Regions from separate parts of the Mus musculus genome. Here region 2 is linked to region 1. The links are chromatin loops, found by intact Hi-C in ENCODE. Cell type or tissue: left cerebral cortex. All regions are shown on one strand.

What was found. Peaks named below come from ENCODE experiments on the same cell type or tissue, not always from the same donor. Only the 100,000 strongest peaks of a DNase experiment are listed, where the experiment ranks them.
Region 2: a loop joins it to region 1, with 2.7 times the contacts of the local background. A loop is called at or near these places in 4 of 42 quality-filtered maps.

What each region holds. Positions count from the first base shown.
Region 1 is chr17:43,226,600-43,234,599 of GRCm38, reverse strand. No RefSeq gene overlaps it. Among named protein-coding and RNA genes, the nearest start is that of Adgrf1, 40 kb to the left of the region's middle. In left cerebral cortex, a CTCF peak has its summit at 4,540 (motif pointing right); a DNase peak (open chromatin) is centred at 4,562.
Region 2 is chr17:43,155,507-43,163,506 of GRCm38, reverse strand. It overlaps E130008D07Rik (RIKEN cDNA E130008D07 gene), which reads left to right and starts at 5,216. Exons shown (of 6, transcript NR_045155.1): 1 at 5,216-5,737; 2 at 7,030-7,091. In left cerebral cortex, no CTCF peak of the experiment used is centred here; DNase peaks (open chromatin) are centred at 4,342, 4,595 and 5,142; H3K4me3 peaks cover 772 bases.

The DNA of each region.
Region 1 (8,000 bases):
TTAGTCATCTTCCTGTACAGCCCTGAAGCCTTGTCTTCCTGAGGTCTAGGCATCTGGGTCCTCTTTTCCTTTGCGAGTACTGAGAATTGAACCGAGAACCTCAGGCAGACTAGCCAAGGGCTTCACCACCAAGACCTATCCTTAGCCCTGTCTTCACTTTGGATTCCGAGACAGCGCTTTGCTAAGTGCCACGGGCTGGGTTTGAACTCCCTCCGCAGGGAATTCAGCTGGAATTGAACTTGTGATTCTCCTGCCTCAGACTCCAGAATAGCATAGCGTGTGGTACAGATTACAGAAGGTGAAAGATGTGTCAAATCTGGACTCAAAAGACTGGGGAAGTGATTTAGCAGCCTACAACTGACTTGCTGCAGAACTTTTTAAAAAATAATTATTTATCAGCAAACATAATGTCATTTATTTTCTAGGTTTGTGGAGGGGGGTAACAAACAGCAAAGTAAGCAAAATTTGTGTTCTTATAGACTTCACTACTTATTCATTTGGCTACTTTTTTTTGTTTTGTTTTGTTTTGTTTTGTTTTGTTTTGTTTTGTTTTGTTGAGACAGAATCTCACTCTGTAGCCTCCCATGGCCTGGACCTCACCATGCAGCCATGGCTGACCCCAAGCTTGAAGAAACCTCTTTCTCTCGGCCTCCCGGTCCAGGATTATGAATGTGAACCTTCAGGCCTACCAAAGCTTATCTTTCAGGTGGGTCAACCGGGCATAACCAAACAGGCCAGCACATGGAAACAGACACAATGCCAAGGAGTGGATGGTCTGTGAAAACATGTTTGTAAAATGGGAGAAGAGTGTACCAGGATGCTTCAGCAGAGGGTAGAGGAGGATAATGCTAACTGCAGAGTGTTCTTTCAAGAAAGCTCAAAGGTAACAGCAATACATTTTAACCTATTGCCCACTAAAGAAATAGAATTCTCTCTCTCTCTCTCTCTCTCTCTCTCTCTCTCTCTCTCTCTCTCTCTTTCTCTCTCTCTCTCTCTCTCTCTCTCTCTCTCTGTGTGTGTGTGTGTGTGTGTGTGTGTGTGTGTGTGTGTGTGTATGTGTGTGTATAGTTCCAAATAACGAGAAAAAAAGAAACAAAGAATGAAAGGGAGAGAAAGAAGGAGGGGAGGAGAGAAGTAGAAGAAAGAGAAGGAGAAGGCAAAAGAGGAGAAGGACGACGACGAGGAGGGGAAGAAGAAACCTCTTTCTACAAGATAATCTTGGAGGCCCTGGGTCATGCCTTCAGCTGTTTGCTAAGGCTCTATATGCCAGTCTGCCAGTCTACCAGTCATTTTCTCTGCCGTTGTTCAGTGCTGCTCCCTCTGTGTTTCTGTTTATGCTTTTGTTTCTGCGGGGGAAATAGCTTGACTTTGTTAGCCAGTGAGTGATAAATGTAAACACTCCATAGGGAGTGGTAGCTGATGATCGAGTCCGTGGGTCACCTCTGTTCCACAGCATTCGGGGTTCAGCACAGGGATGGGGCTTGGGATACAAACAGTTTTGTTTTGGACGGACCTGTCCACCAAGCGGTAGGGACTTCCTGTTCAGGAAGCAAGCGTGCAACAATCAGGCCAGTGGAATCCCTCTGCCCAGACTGACAGAGAGCGAGCGCCACTGTGCAACCACATCCTGCCCCAGAAAACACCTGCCTGTAGCAACACTCTGACCAAGCTCTGGTCTGACTCTCAGATGAAAGCCAGCTGACTGAGGACTCAGCATTCCTCCTGAGAAGCAGACATGTTTTTATAATTGCAATTTGCTGGGCTTGTTGCTAAGGGGTTTCTATCAGAGCAAAGCTTGCTGAAGGCTATAAAATGTTTGACCTAGAGGGTGTAGGTCACTGCCTGCTGGGGTAAATGTCACGATGGGGAATTAGATGATAAAAAAAATTTTGTTTTAAATATTTTTTGGCCTGAGAGTCAAAAGCCCATCTCGATATGATTGAATGTTCTGCTGTTCCATATATTTTCTTCCTAAAACCTCTTTCTTCATATTGGCTAGTGTGTGTACGTGTGTGTGAGCGTGAGTGCACATGGATGTATATGGAGATTAAAGAATATCAGGAATCCGTTCTTTTTTTAAGCCTTGTTTTAGGGGCATCTCTTGTTTTTTTTTTCAGGGTTCTGGGGATCGAATTCAAGTAATCAAACCCATATGGCAAACATTCTCAATCACTGGACCATCTCAGTGCCCCTGACCCCAAACCTCTTATGGAATGTTTATAGAATCCCTTAATAACCAGGGGGCAAGATGGTCCCCGGCGAACCTCATTCCCTTCCTGGTGTCCATAGCTCATGTGGTCTCCTCATGCTGAATCAGGACTGACATGTGTGACCAAAGACACAGTACACGTGATAGAGTCTCGCTCCTGAGATCGGGTCAGAGAAGTACTGCATAGAGCTGCTGACTGGGCCGTTTAGATGGTTCACCCTCAGGAACTACCAGGCCACAGGGACCCTTGGCAGATCCATAAAGAGTCTCACTGTGACATCGCTCCGATCACTAAGCATGTAATGAAACAGTCCTGGAAGTCATTTCTCTGTTAAGCCTTTTGGTGACCATGACATGATAGCAATCTTACAGGAGTAAGCTCCCACCTAGAGAGGTCTCCCCTGAATTCTGGCCCTTGGTCTTGGTGGAGAGACAATGGTGATGTAATACACTAGATAAATTTGGTAGCCATTTGAGATCCAGTGAGAAAGAAGTAAACACAAATCCTCTTCTGAGGCTTCGGGATCTTGTAGAGGAGAAGTTTGAATTCTTGAGACAGAGTTCATACAGTGAATGTTAGATCATATTGCTCGAGGCAATGGCAAACATTTTTTTTTTTTTGGAGAATTCTTTCCTGTAATTAGCATTGGCTTTTTGACGTCCACTTTTGCCTTTATGAAATTCCAGAGCACTCACATGTAAAAGTCTTACACCATTGCCTTTAAGTCTGGCCTCATCAATGCCCTGGACGTGATGTTATTCTCCTTACAGTCTATAGCTGATGTGGTGGGTTTAAATACGAGCCACTAGTTGAAGGCTGGTAAAGATTGTTCTGGTATCTCCATAGCACTACTAACTTGCAGTACCCAGGACCTTAGAGAGTTCATGCTCCAGAGGGAGCCAGCAAACATACACACCCACACAGTCAGCTGGAAGGTGAACCAATGAAAGAGTATGGATGGAGAGAATTCAGGTGGTCCGTCCACTGCTGTCTGCCTCAGTTTCCGGGTCAGCACCTCAGCTGCAGAAGAGGGCAGAGATCTAGTCATATATATGTGTATATATGTGTGTGTGTGTATACATATATGCATACATACATACATATATATGTCATATAGTCACATACATATATGACACACACATATAGTCGTAGAAATACATCACAGTGACTGGAATGCAGAAAGCAGAGACACAATCCGCTCTCCAAATGGGTGTTTGAGATGCTGAGGTGTAGCAAAGTCCTCTTAGACTGAGTTGTGGGCCTGAGCTTTGGAATTCCATTTTAGAGGGATGAAAAGGAGGCGAGGAGGCTGGCATCCTCTCTCTGATGCTCAGCATCGCCGCGGGCAGACTTCTCAGGCTTCCTCTGTCACAGCTGTGCAAGCCCTCCATCTCCTCCCTGCTGCCTCTTCCCCCAACGTGGCCCTTTCTGTAACAGTTTGAGTCACACATTAGTAACTTACCAGTAAGTTCAAGCAAGGCCTTGAAAGCAGAGGACAGAATTCCTCTTCTTAAGGAAATCAACGAGGTAAGTTTGACTCCTGTATGGATTGAGTGCTTTTACAAATGCTAGGCCGCTTTCTCCAGGAGTCATATAGCCATTCTGTCATATGTCTGACATATTGTCGTCTCCTCCTCCTCCTCCTCCTCCTCCTCCTCCTCCTTCTCCTCCTCCTCCTCCTCCTCCTCCTCCTCCTCCTGCAGGACAGGGTTCTACTTTGTAGCCCTGCCTGGCCTGGAACTTGATATAGAAATCTGGCTTGCCTCAAACTGAAAGAGATCCTTCTGCCTCTGCCTCCCAAGTGCTGGGATTAAAAGTGTGCACCACCACCACTGCCCACCCTGTCTTCTCGACAAGCCTTCAATCTTTCATTTTGAGGCAGCATCTCCGTCTGAAGCCTAGACTGTGTCAAAAGTTCCTATGCAGTCCAGGCTGGCCTCAAACTCCCAGTGACCCACCTGCCTCAGCCTCCCAAGTATTAGATGTTTCAGGTTCATACAGTCACATTCAGCTTAGTCTTGAGTCCTGTTATACCTCGTACCTTCCTACAGGAAACACAGAAAGTGAGCCTGGCTCTCTAGATACCCTGGAAACCTCTTCCATGGGATGTGGTACTGCCGAGGCCACATTAGCTTAAGACAATTAAGCAGCCTCAAATACCACTAGCCCCAAGGTCATGTGGCACTACACACTCAGTGTAGCATTACAAAGTATTTCTCTCCAAAGCCCCTCAGCTTTCATCACTAGGTAAGAGCAGCCAAGGGCAAAAACCCTTCCTCCTTTTTTCTTCCTAGATTGGTTTTTCTCACTTCAACCCCCAGAGGGCGCTAGTCTTCAAAAAACCCACCAGACTAGCAAGGCAGGGAAGTGCAGAATGCCAGCTGTTCACCCTGCAGGGAGGGAAAACCCTTGGCAGTTCTCCGTGAATAATTTACACTGGTGAAATCTAACCACAGGCTTTAATAGCACTTGTAAGTGGGTATCTTCTCCCCTAATGGTAAAGAAGCCCCAAGCCATGCTTTATCTTTCTTGCCATTTCTTCTCTTCTCTCAGCCACTGTCTCCGGGCACTGGGAGACTTTCTCCAGAAGCTAAACCCATGCTTCTCACTTCGCGTCCGTCCGGTTAGTATCAGAAAAATGGGAGACGCCAGGCATTGCAGGAGCCAGACATTTGCAGGCTGTAAGACTTCAGGACTGCAAGAGAGCAAAGGACACCAGTCTTGGGGTTCCAGAGATCTTGCCTCCTATCCGGACTTTGGGTACATAGTAGAACCATAACTCAGCCTTACTTATGCCTGAAACGATCGTCAATCTTGTCGATTCTAGCCATAGAACAAATTCATCTGGACATGCAGCATGCTAGCACAACGGGAATGCATTTCAAAGTGAGTTGTGTCCCAAGGTCCCTCTTACCACCTTCTCAGGACATACACATTGACACCAACTCTTGAATGGTCTCCTACAGAAGCCTCACCACTTATGCGAGTTAAATTACTTCCTTTCCCTACCCAAAATAAACCCCAAACCCTCCCCCCCCCAAAAAAAAATCACTTGTTTTTTTTTTCATTTGCCTGGCATCCTGCCAAACATTAAGGATGAAGTAAGGTTATTTGAGATCCAAAAGCAAGATAATCGAAAAGGCAGGTGGAGGAATGAAGAAGAGTCAAGAGAGACCTCAGAGGCAGACAAGGTTGGAAATTGCTTAGCAGGAACGCCTTTTATAGTGTAGGGAGTTATGCCTCCCCTGTGCCCACTTGAATACCTGATGTCTTCAGACCAGGCTTAGAAAGTTACAGGTTTTTCTGAATTGAGAAAGCCCAAACACAGACCTTGAGAAAGTGCCCTTCCTTTGTAGCTGAAGATGCTTTCAACAGTCACTGAGCTAGGACCACGGAACAGGGACAACTGTAAATCTCCAGATTGCTGCATGCTGTCCTCAAGGGTCTTTCTGTCTAGCAAGGGACACAAACAACAAACAAGTGGTTACAACACAGTGAAATAAACATCATCTGTGTTTGAGACAGGTGTCACATGCTTAGGACCTGATTAAAGGAGATGGGGTTCTGGGCTTTGTTGCAACAGCCTGCATCCTTCATCACTTGACATCTCTAGATGCCAAGCTGACTTGTCTGGAACAAACTGTCTTCCAGTTCCTCTTCCCCATCATATCACATGACTTCTGCCTCTCCAATGATCCTAAGGAAGACTCATGAATTATGCTTTAAGATGCCATGAGATGAACCCTAACCAGATCCCAGGCTCATAAGGTATGAAGAACGATATATTTAAGTCTTCATTCATCATGTGTGTATCTTTTCCAAACATGTTTCTAATTTTTATTGATTTTTTTTAATGTGGTTTGAGAATGTCTGGTCTTCTCATTATAAAATTGTGCCTGCTTTAAAAACATGGCAATCGTCAACCACCCCAGCCACATCGGGATCTGTCCTGGGCTTACCGTTAAAAGAACCAAGTCCTGGAGAAACCCTCATTCAGAGTGAACTGCTACAATGGCTCTGAGCTGCATTCTTCATTACACAGGGCATAGGGGGGAAAAAAAAGAAGGGCAAATCGTGCGGAAAACAGTTGCTCCACAAGGCCCAAGGTGCTTCCTGGATCTGAAGAGGAAACCTGTAATAATTAATAAACACAAACACCCTTGTGAATGATGACAAAGTTATGTACAAGAAAACAAGTACCACACACACTGAAGTTACCCAGAGTGACTCGGATGTGTGTTTTTCTGGGAAAACGCAGAGGCTGATAGCATGGGCTCTGGTGTAAGATATGCGGTCTCCAGTCAATCACTTATCGCTTATATTGCTGCGTGACTGGTCAGTTGCATAATCTGTAAATTAATTTCCTTTGCTGTAAAACTGTAATGCACCTACTTTGAAGTGTTCTCTCCTTTAATGCTCTGGGGAGATGGATGGCTCAGTGGGTAAAGCCCTCGCTGGGTAAGCTGAGGACCTGAGTTCAGATCCCAGCACCCCATGTGAAAGCCAGACACAGTGACAAGTACCTGTAATTTCAGTGATGGCAAGGTGGAGACAAGAGGGTTCCCAGTACTTACTTAGCCGCTACTCTAGCTGAAGCAAAGAGCTCCGAGTTCATTGAACAACCCCCTGTCTGGAAAAATAAAGAGGAGGCATGGAAAGAAGACTCAGAGGGTAAAGGGTGCTTGCCACAAAAGCCTAACTTCCTGAGCGCAACCCTCAGAACCACATTAATGTGAGCAGAGAAACTCAATCCCACAGAGTTGTGATCTAACGTCCACACACATGCTATAGTATTGTATCATAAAGACATCACACATATATACACATCATATACCCTCATGCTAATGATGAGGATGATGAACACAGCTTTTTAAAATGAGGTAGAGATTGTGGAAAAATAAGACATCAAACATCAAAACTCTCTCTCTCTCTCTCTCTCTCTCTCTCTCTCTCACACACACACACACACACACACACACACACACACACACACACACACGTTAGAGACAGAGACAAAAAAAATCCATCACTGTACACGTACTATAGAGAATACTCGTTGATATCATTGGCTATGAAAAGAAGAACAGGAGAAGGAGGAGGAGGAGGAAGAGAAGAGGAGGAGGAGGAGGAAGAGGGGGGGAGGAGGAAAAGGAAGAGGCAAACAACTTGGCATTGCTTGCCTGGGTTGTCGCTGGCAATAAAGACAGTGAGGAGACATGAAGCAACAAACAAAGTTGCGTGCAATTTGAAGAATGCATGGTCTAGAAGCTCTTCCTGTGAGTGCTCCTCCAGCACTGTCCATCCTCTTCGCTACCCCCTGAAGGCTGGTCTACGTGGCCATGGACAATAGCTGTTTGGCCTTCCATATTCTAGGTGGATTTGGCTCAAACTAACTGGCTACATTTCTCCACTAATGAGTATTTCTGGGGGGTCCTTTCTTGTCTTCTGATTCTGGGGAGCACCCTCTGACCTCCTGAGTTTAAAATACCGACAGTTGCTATGCATTGTGTGACCCACCTTGGGGTTCTCTGCCGTTCTTTGGAGACCCTAGCACACATTTGCAAGTTATCCCTCTGGAAGTCTCTTGCAGTTACTCAGCTGAAACTGCCTTTTGGATAGTGTGGAACTTTGACAGACACAGAGAAAATGGGCTTCAGGGTCAGTGGTCCTAGGACAAACATTTGGAAAACGGCTCTAGACAGGCCGCATCAGAAACACTGAGAGAGCTGCTGAGAAATACAGACCTCTGATTCCAGGGGTGGCCGGCTGAGTCTCAGAACACATGGAAAT
Region 2 (8,000 bases), 71 kb after region 1:
TCTCAGAGGACAGATATGCCAGGCTCTTGTCTGCAAGCATAACAAGAGTATCATTAAATCTTAAGGATTAGTTCCTGCCCACGGCACGGGTCTCAAGTTGGGCTGGTCATTGGTTGGTCGTTCCCTTTGTCTCTGTTCCATCTTTGTCCCGGAACTTCTTGTAGGCAGGACAAATTTAGGGTCAAAGGTTTTGTGGGTGGGTTGGTATCCTTTTCCCTCTACTGGGAGGTCCTGTCTGGCCACAGGAAGTGACCATTTCAGACTCCATATCCCCCATTACAAGGAATCTCAGCTAGAGGCCCCTCATAGTCTACCTGGAGCCTCCCCTGTCCCAGGTCTCTGACACATCCTAGAAATGATATGGCAGCCTCCCCACCCCCACCCCACTCCCACCTGCCACAAATTTCCATTCACTCTCACAGCCCCCTTTCCCCTTCTCTCCCTACACCTGATGACCAACTCCCCATTTCCCTCCCCAGCCCCTCTCTCAACCAGTTCCTTCCCTCCATCCCCTCCAATGACTATTTTGTTTCTCCTCCTTTACTGGCTGGTTTTATGTGCCAACTTGACACAAGCTGAAGTTATCACAGAGAAAGGAGCCTCCCTTGAGGAAGAAATACCTCCATGAGACCCAGCTGTAAGGCATCTTCTCAATTAGTGATCAAGCGAGGAGGGCTCATTGTGGGTGATGCCATCCCTGGGCTGGTGGTCCTGACTTCTATAAGAAGGGAAGATGAGCAAGCTAGGGGAGCAATCCAGTAAGCAGCACCCCTTCATGGCATCTATATCAGCTCCTGCCTCCATGTTTCTGCCCTGTGTGAGTTCCAGTCCTGACTTCCTTTGGTGATGAACAACAATGTGGAGGTGTAGCTTGAAAAAGCCCTTTCATCCCCAACTTGTTTCTTGGTCATGATGTTTTGTGCAAGAATAGAAACCCTGACTAGGACACTTTCTCAGTGAGATTAAGCATCCTCCCTTGAGCCCTCCTTGTTATTTAGCATAATTGGGTTTCTGGTTTATAGCTTGGGTATCCTGTATGTATACTTATGGCTAATATCTACTTATAATTTTGGAGCTGGGTTACCTCATTCAGGATGATATTTTCTAGTTCCATCCATTTGCCTGAAAACTTCATGATGTCCTTGCTTTTAATAACTGAGCAATGTAATTGAATCGAAGACAGAGAAATAAACTCACACATGTATAGACACTTGATTTTTGACAAAGAAGCCAAATCCATACAATGGAAAAAAGAAAGCATCTTCAACAAATTGTGCTGGTCCTACTGGATGTCTGCATGAGGAAGATTGCAAATAGATCCATACTTATCATCCTGCACAAAACTCAAGTGCAAGTGGATCAAAGACCTCAGCATAAAACTGGATACTCTAAAACTAATAGAAGAGAAAGTGGGGATAGCCTTGAATGCACTGATACAGAAGAGAACTTTCTGAACAGAACACAAATGGTTCAGGCGCTAAGATCAACAGTTAATAAATTGGACCTCATGACACTGAAAACCTTCTATAATGCAAGGGACATAATTAATAGGAGAAAAAGGCAGCCTACATGATGGGAAAAGACCTTCAACAACCCTACATCTGACAGAGGACTGATAAATAAAGAACTCAAGAACTTAAACACCAAGAAAACAAATAATCCAATCTTAAAAAATAGAGTACAGAGCTAAACAGAGAATTCTCAACAGAAGAATCTTTAATGTCAGAGGAACATTTAAAGAAATGTTCAATGTCCTTAATCATCTGGAAAATACAAATAAAATGACTCTGAGATTCCACCTTACATCTATCAGAATGGCTAAGATCAAAAACTCAAGAGTTAGCAAATGCTGGTGAGGATGTGGAGCGAAGAGAACATTCCTCCATTGCAGGTGCAAACTTGTACAACTGCAGCCTCCCCACCCCCAGCCTGGAACCTGCTGGCTCAGGGGTGGAGTTTCCCGCTCATTCATTCTGCCACGCCCACTGCTGGACCGTGCTGCTTTGCTGCTTGGAGCCACACACGTGTTCACCCTGCTACTGGACTCCAAGACCAGTTGGCGGGAATCGGGTTCCCTCCCCCTTCCTTTATAACTGAATGTCAGAACTAGTAAAATTGAGCTTTGAACAGGATGAACTTGTCTTGGCTCCGTTTCTTCTTTCTCCCCGACTAGTTCCTCCCTTAGCTCGAGTGGCCATCTCAGTCACGTTCACGTTGCGAGCTGCTGGCCGGCCACAACAGTACAACGACTCTGGAAATCAGCTTGGTGATTTCTCAAAAAATTGGGAATAGTTCTACCTCAAGACCCAGCTATACCGCTCCTGGGCGTGTACCCAAAAGATGCTCCACCATACCACAGGGATACTTGTTCTACCAGGTACATAGCAGCTATATTTGTAATAGCAAGAAACTGGAAACAACCCAGATGTTTCCCAAAGAATGGATCAAGAAAATGTGATTCATTTGCACCTGCTATTTTTTTTAATCTCACACTTTTATGACTTACACACTTTTATAGGATAGTCTCTGAATGTCTCATGAAAAGTCAAGAAATGCATACTACACAAGTATAGGGAAGAGATTAAGCATGGAGTTTGCTTTCACAGGGCGCATCATTCAGGGAGGATCCTTACATTAATTGGATTGCAATCAAATGAAACTATAAAGACTTGTGCAGAACTCCATACAAGTTCATAACATCCAGATCCAGCCACATATTTCAAAGGCTCCCCAAGGAAATGGAAAACAGGTTGGGATCTGAAGAAACAGGACAGGAACTTATCTGATGGAAGGTGTTAAAAACAGAGAACAAACACACATCGAAATCCACAAATCCCTACCACAATGTCACCTGCCTCCAAGTCCTCAGACAGCATTGTTGTTATTTGGACTTTTAGCTCCCATGTGCTGGACTATGGGATGGTACCAGGAGTCTGAGAGCTGCAATTCACAGTGGCCTACTGTGCTCTGACAAGTTGCAGTAGTCAAGTCCCATCCCTTCCCACAGTCACCAACTCAGTCCAGAGAGAGAGAGATGCATAAATCTGATATCTTTCCCCAGCATTGTCTAACCTGGCCAAAAAATGTGTATGGGATGTGTGTGTGTATCTTTCTCTCTCTCTCTCTCTCTCTCTCTCTCTCTCTCTCTCTCTCTCTCTCTCTCTCTCTGTGTGTGTGTGTGTGTGTGTGTGTGTGTGTGTGTGACTTTATTTGAGGAGAAGGGCTCACGTGCCAATTTAAATGTGTACAGATCAGAGTCTGTTTTCTCCTTCTTCCTTGTGAGTCCCAAAGATTGAGCTCCCACCATCAGGGTTGGTGGCAAGCCTTCTCTACCCACTAAGCCATCTTGTCAGTCCCAAAACTGACTCTTTAAATGACAATGAGAAAAAATATTGGTAGGGAGAAAGATCAACGTTTTATAAACATGTGCCCTCCACAAAACAAGATAATTAAGATCCTGATATAAATTAGCTCTATAGAAATGATTGTCAAGGAAGGGAGGAAACAGAGACCAGCAAGGTTAAGCTACTTGCTCTTGGCGACACAGGTAATAAGGAATTGCATCAAGCTATGGTACCCTCCTCTCCCTGGTAATAAACCCTGTGTCTGTATTACACCCTGCAGCCAACAACAGACTGGGGGGAAATACACCAGACCAGTGGTTCTTTGTGTTGTAATATCCAAAATGAATTCAAGACCACCCAGTACCTTCCTCCTTCGAAAAACACTTTCCAAACTGTACTTGCAGGCCACGTGCAGAGCCAGATAGGGAAGCCGGCTGACTAAACAAATGTAAAAACATAGTTTTGGTGGTCAAAATGATTAAGCTTGCAACTACCAAAACAATACTAGCTGTTCTCAGAGAAGTAACCATAACAAGATTAGCAATTCTCCTGACCCCTGCCCCACACTGAATTCTGACAAAGACCACAAACCACCCTGAGCTTGTTGTGAGAATTCCCTTGACGTTAATAGCTGTGATGTTAAAGTACTATTACTTTGCTGACCAAATCATAATAACCCACCATGGGGGCAAGCAAAGTAGTCACTGGGCCATAGGGTTACTTAGTCACTATACAAACCAACCAATGCCTGAAAGGGTTACTTGCTACACCAATAAGAACCCTGTTACTCAAATCTGCCCCTTACAAAGGTATAAAAAATGTGATCTTTCTTTGTTCTGGGTCTCTCCTCTGGCCTGCGTGCTGAGAGGGGTGTCCCCAACATGTTGGATCAATAAAAATCCTCATGCGGTTTGCAGCGATGGCGGCGGTCTCTGTGGTCTTTCTGAGTAAGGGTCTTTTGACTGGCTACAACAGTGTGTGTTCTTAAAATCAGCAACATCAATGCCCCACCCGGGGATTTATTATAAATACAGATTCTCCAGCTCTTCACCAGCTAGCTTACTGAAGGAGTCAGGAATCGTAGGTGCAAGGCACAGCAACCTGCCAATGAGCTCTGGTTCTAAGAAGCAGCGCACCAGGTCAGCGTGCTTCCGAACATCTGACGAAGAGACTTTAAACCCCCACTTACTATTTTTAGAGCATTTCTTCTCCAAACACAAACAGTGCCTTGGGGGTTTTAACCTCTAAGGAAAGTGCTTACATTGGTACTGGGAACGTGCAGTTGGCAGCAGCAGACCAGCTGCTGTTCTGCACACAGATGCTTTTTGCTGGGATATAAAAACAATCCGGCAGAGCGCGGGCCCCAGCCCCCAGGCTTGGGGGGCTAACAACGTGTACATTTTCCATGCCCCTGGAGAACAGCAAGCCTCAGAGGAGTAAAAAGAGACTTCCTGTCCCTTTGTAGTTATCAAAAATAAAAAATAAAATTAAAAAAAAATCTAAGGCGAGACTTCAAAGCTCAAAAGAGGGTTCCCACCATCCTTAATAAAGAAAATCCATCCAGCCCCACCCTGACCCCAGACAGAGAGAGTCATCCCTGGGGAAGCATTAAGTTAATCACTGTGGTACCCTTTGGGGCAAAATTAGTAACAGGAACTGTGTTTGAAGGCTCTTGGTAGTGAGGCTTTCCCTGCGACAGGCAGAGGAAATAGTGGAAACAAGACGCAGGCTGCGGGGTGCCTGGAAGCAGCAGGCATTAGGGTTGCTAGTCAGTGCAGTTGGATTGACAGGAGTGGGAGTGTACATCTGGGCCTAAGGGTGTGTCTAAGGCTGGGAAATGCCTTTTGTTACAGAAGGTGGCACGCCTCCTCCTCTCATCTCCCTGCCAAGACCTCAAATAAAATCGTTTCCTCCTGAAAATGCCCATCTCGGAACCTTGGCTGTGCCCCGAGGGAGGCACCGGAATGGCAAAAGTGAGGACATACGGCTGCCAGCATCGTCTATGCTCTAGATAGGGGTCAAATGTCAACTTTCTGCCAGGTCCAGCCCGGATGTGAGGGCTGTGAAGGCAACAACCAAGGAACCATTCCTTCGGATGGAAGTCCTATGGCAGAGAGAAGCTGATGTTTGAATTTTCCTGTAGAGCCCTTGAGGTTCCATGAATCAGTCTGGGAAGGATGCAGGTTAAGTGGGAAGCAGAAGCCCTCAATCACGTGATGACGGAAAAGCCGAAAAGGCTGGGTTATACCCTTAGGAAACCTATTTGTTTCTTGGCTCCCTGCAGGGGCATGCACACTAGCAAAGGCTCAATCCCTTCATTATTCATTTGATCACAAAAGAAGGAATGAGAGGAAAAATACTTTTATTTTTCACCAAGCAATCACCAAGCGCAGGTAGGAGTTGGGTGTTTCTCTTTCCTATCTTGATGAATAGCTGGGGCTTGGGGGGGCTTGTTTTGTTTTTCTTGGCTTTTGTGTATATCCGTTTCTTGTTGGTGGGCTTGGCTTTTTGTTGTTTTGATGATGTTTTGGGTTTTTTCTTTCTTTCTTTCTTTCTTATTTTTTTTTTTCAGCAGGTGCTAGTCACAAAAAACAGCTAGGATGAAAGAATGTACTTTTTGGTAAAAAGGCTTCCAGGGTTGCAGAAAGACTGGATACAAAGACTTAGATGGGCGCTTAGGCTCGATAGTCCAGTCCTCTTCTAGGCGAGCTGAGTTTGGTTTCCAAGGGACACATCTGCCTGTAACTCCAGCTCGGGAGGTGGGGGCGGTGGGGGGGGGGGGAATCCAATGTTCTCTTCCGGTCTCTTAGGGTACTGCACCCATGTACACACACACACACAAACACACACATACTTAAAAATAAAAATAAAAGAATTATTTTTAAACAACCCAACAGGTTGATAGGGCTGGAGATATGGCTCATTGGCTGCTCTTCCAGAGGACTGAGGTTTAATTCCAACATCTATATGATAGCTCATAATCTCCTGTAACTCCATCTCCAGGATACCTAATACCTCCTTCTAACCTCTGTGGGCACTTGCACTCTCATGCACATACAAGCATATGTAATTGAAAATAAAATAAAATAAAGCAATAGTATCATAGATAATATTTTGGTATTTGTCTTATAATGCCCAAAATTAACCTGTAAGCCTTACCTGCCCAGAAACCCAGTAACTTCCTGCAATGCTGGGAATTATAGTTCTTAGGAAACAGCAAAGCATCATGGGAAAGTACAGTGGCCTATAGGTTTGCCCTTTGCCCCTGCAACCCATGGCTCAGGCCATTCTCAGGTGGGAAGTTCTGTGAAATGGTCCCAACTAAGGTCCATCCCTTGGTCAATATCTAATATTTAATAAAGGTTGCTTTAAATTTGGTCCAGAATGTTGGAGTTGTTCCCCCCACCCCACCCCCCGCATATCCCAGAATTAACAGTCTCCCAAATCAACATGTAAACTGTAAAAGACACTTAGTGGAGGGAAGAGAACACTCTTGTCAGGTGTCTGTCCTCCGCCTTTTCTGTTGGTGAGGGCCAGGTTCCTGCAGGCTTGCAGGCCACCTCTGACTCACTCCCGGTGGCGGCAGCTGCTGCTCTTCATCATTTTCTTCTTTGGCAGTTCCATACCTGTATGTAATGAATTTTAATAGTCTTATCCTTCTCTTTCTCCCACTTGAAACCCTTAGTCTCAACGAAGAGCCCCTCCTTCTTTCATGTCTTCTTTTGTGTGTGACTTACTCAGTCTAAGGTAAGTCGCCTGCCTGAGCGTGGGTGGGAGTTTATTTCCTGGAGCATGGGTAACTTGTCAGCTTCCGTGTCACTGCAGAGGATGATAGCTACTCCCTTGGCAAGCACTAACTTCTGTTAGTCCTGAAGGGAGGGGTGGGGCCTCAGGGGACCCTCCCACACACTTGATGAATGCCCAGTCGCCTGCAGCTCTAGTGCAGGTCACCACATGAAGACAACAGCTATGTCAAGCCCAGAATGGCTTTTACATTCTTTCTGTCTCCTCTTCCCTGAGCATTGGAGAGGGTGATAGAGTTGTCCCATTTAGGGCTAATTATGACTCCAGCCTTCTTAATCGCAAATCAAATGTTATTGCTACACTCTTCCTGGGTCTGTCTCCTCAGACCCTTTCTTGAAGTCTGCCCAAGGACCATCAACTTCACAATGGAGAAAGAAAAAGGCTACCTCCAATAACACTGCTGACAGATCAGTCCATGGTCTTCCAAATGAGAATCACAGCAGTTTCTACTAAGGGTTTTGCTCTAATCCTAACATTTCTGGCTACAGGCATGGGTCTTCCCTTGCAGGGAATGAGAGGTGTTCTGGGTTTCACCTCATCTACATCCATCCCCATCACTCAGGTGTTACTGGTTTTGAAGGGATGAAGGGAACATAAAGAGCAGCTGAGGCTTGGCACTCTGAGAGGCCATGGAAGGCCATTGGTGAAGATGCAGCCTCAGTTGCACTTGACAGCCCAGGACTGAAGGGGTCATGAAAAGAAGTTGAGGCTTGGCACCATGGAGAGAACCTATGAGAGGTTATTGGTGAAGCCTCGTTGCAGTAGAAGGCCCCAGAGTATTGGAGATACCAGTACTGTAGGAAGCCAACTCTAAGATGGCTCTGGGCACCAGGTGTGCCATTGTCATAAACA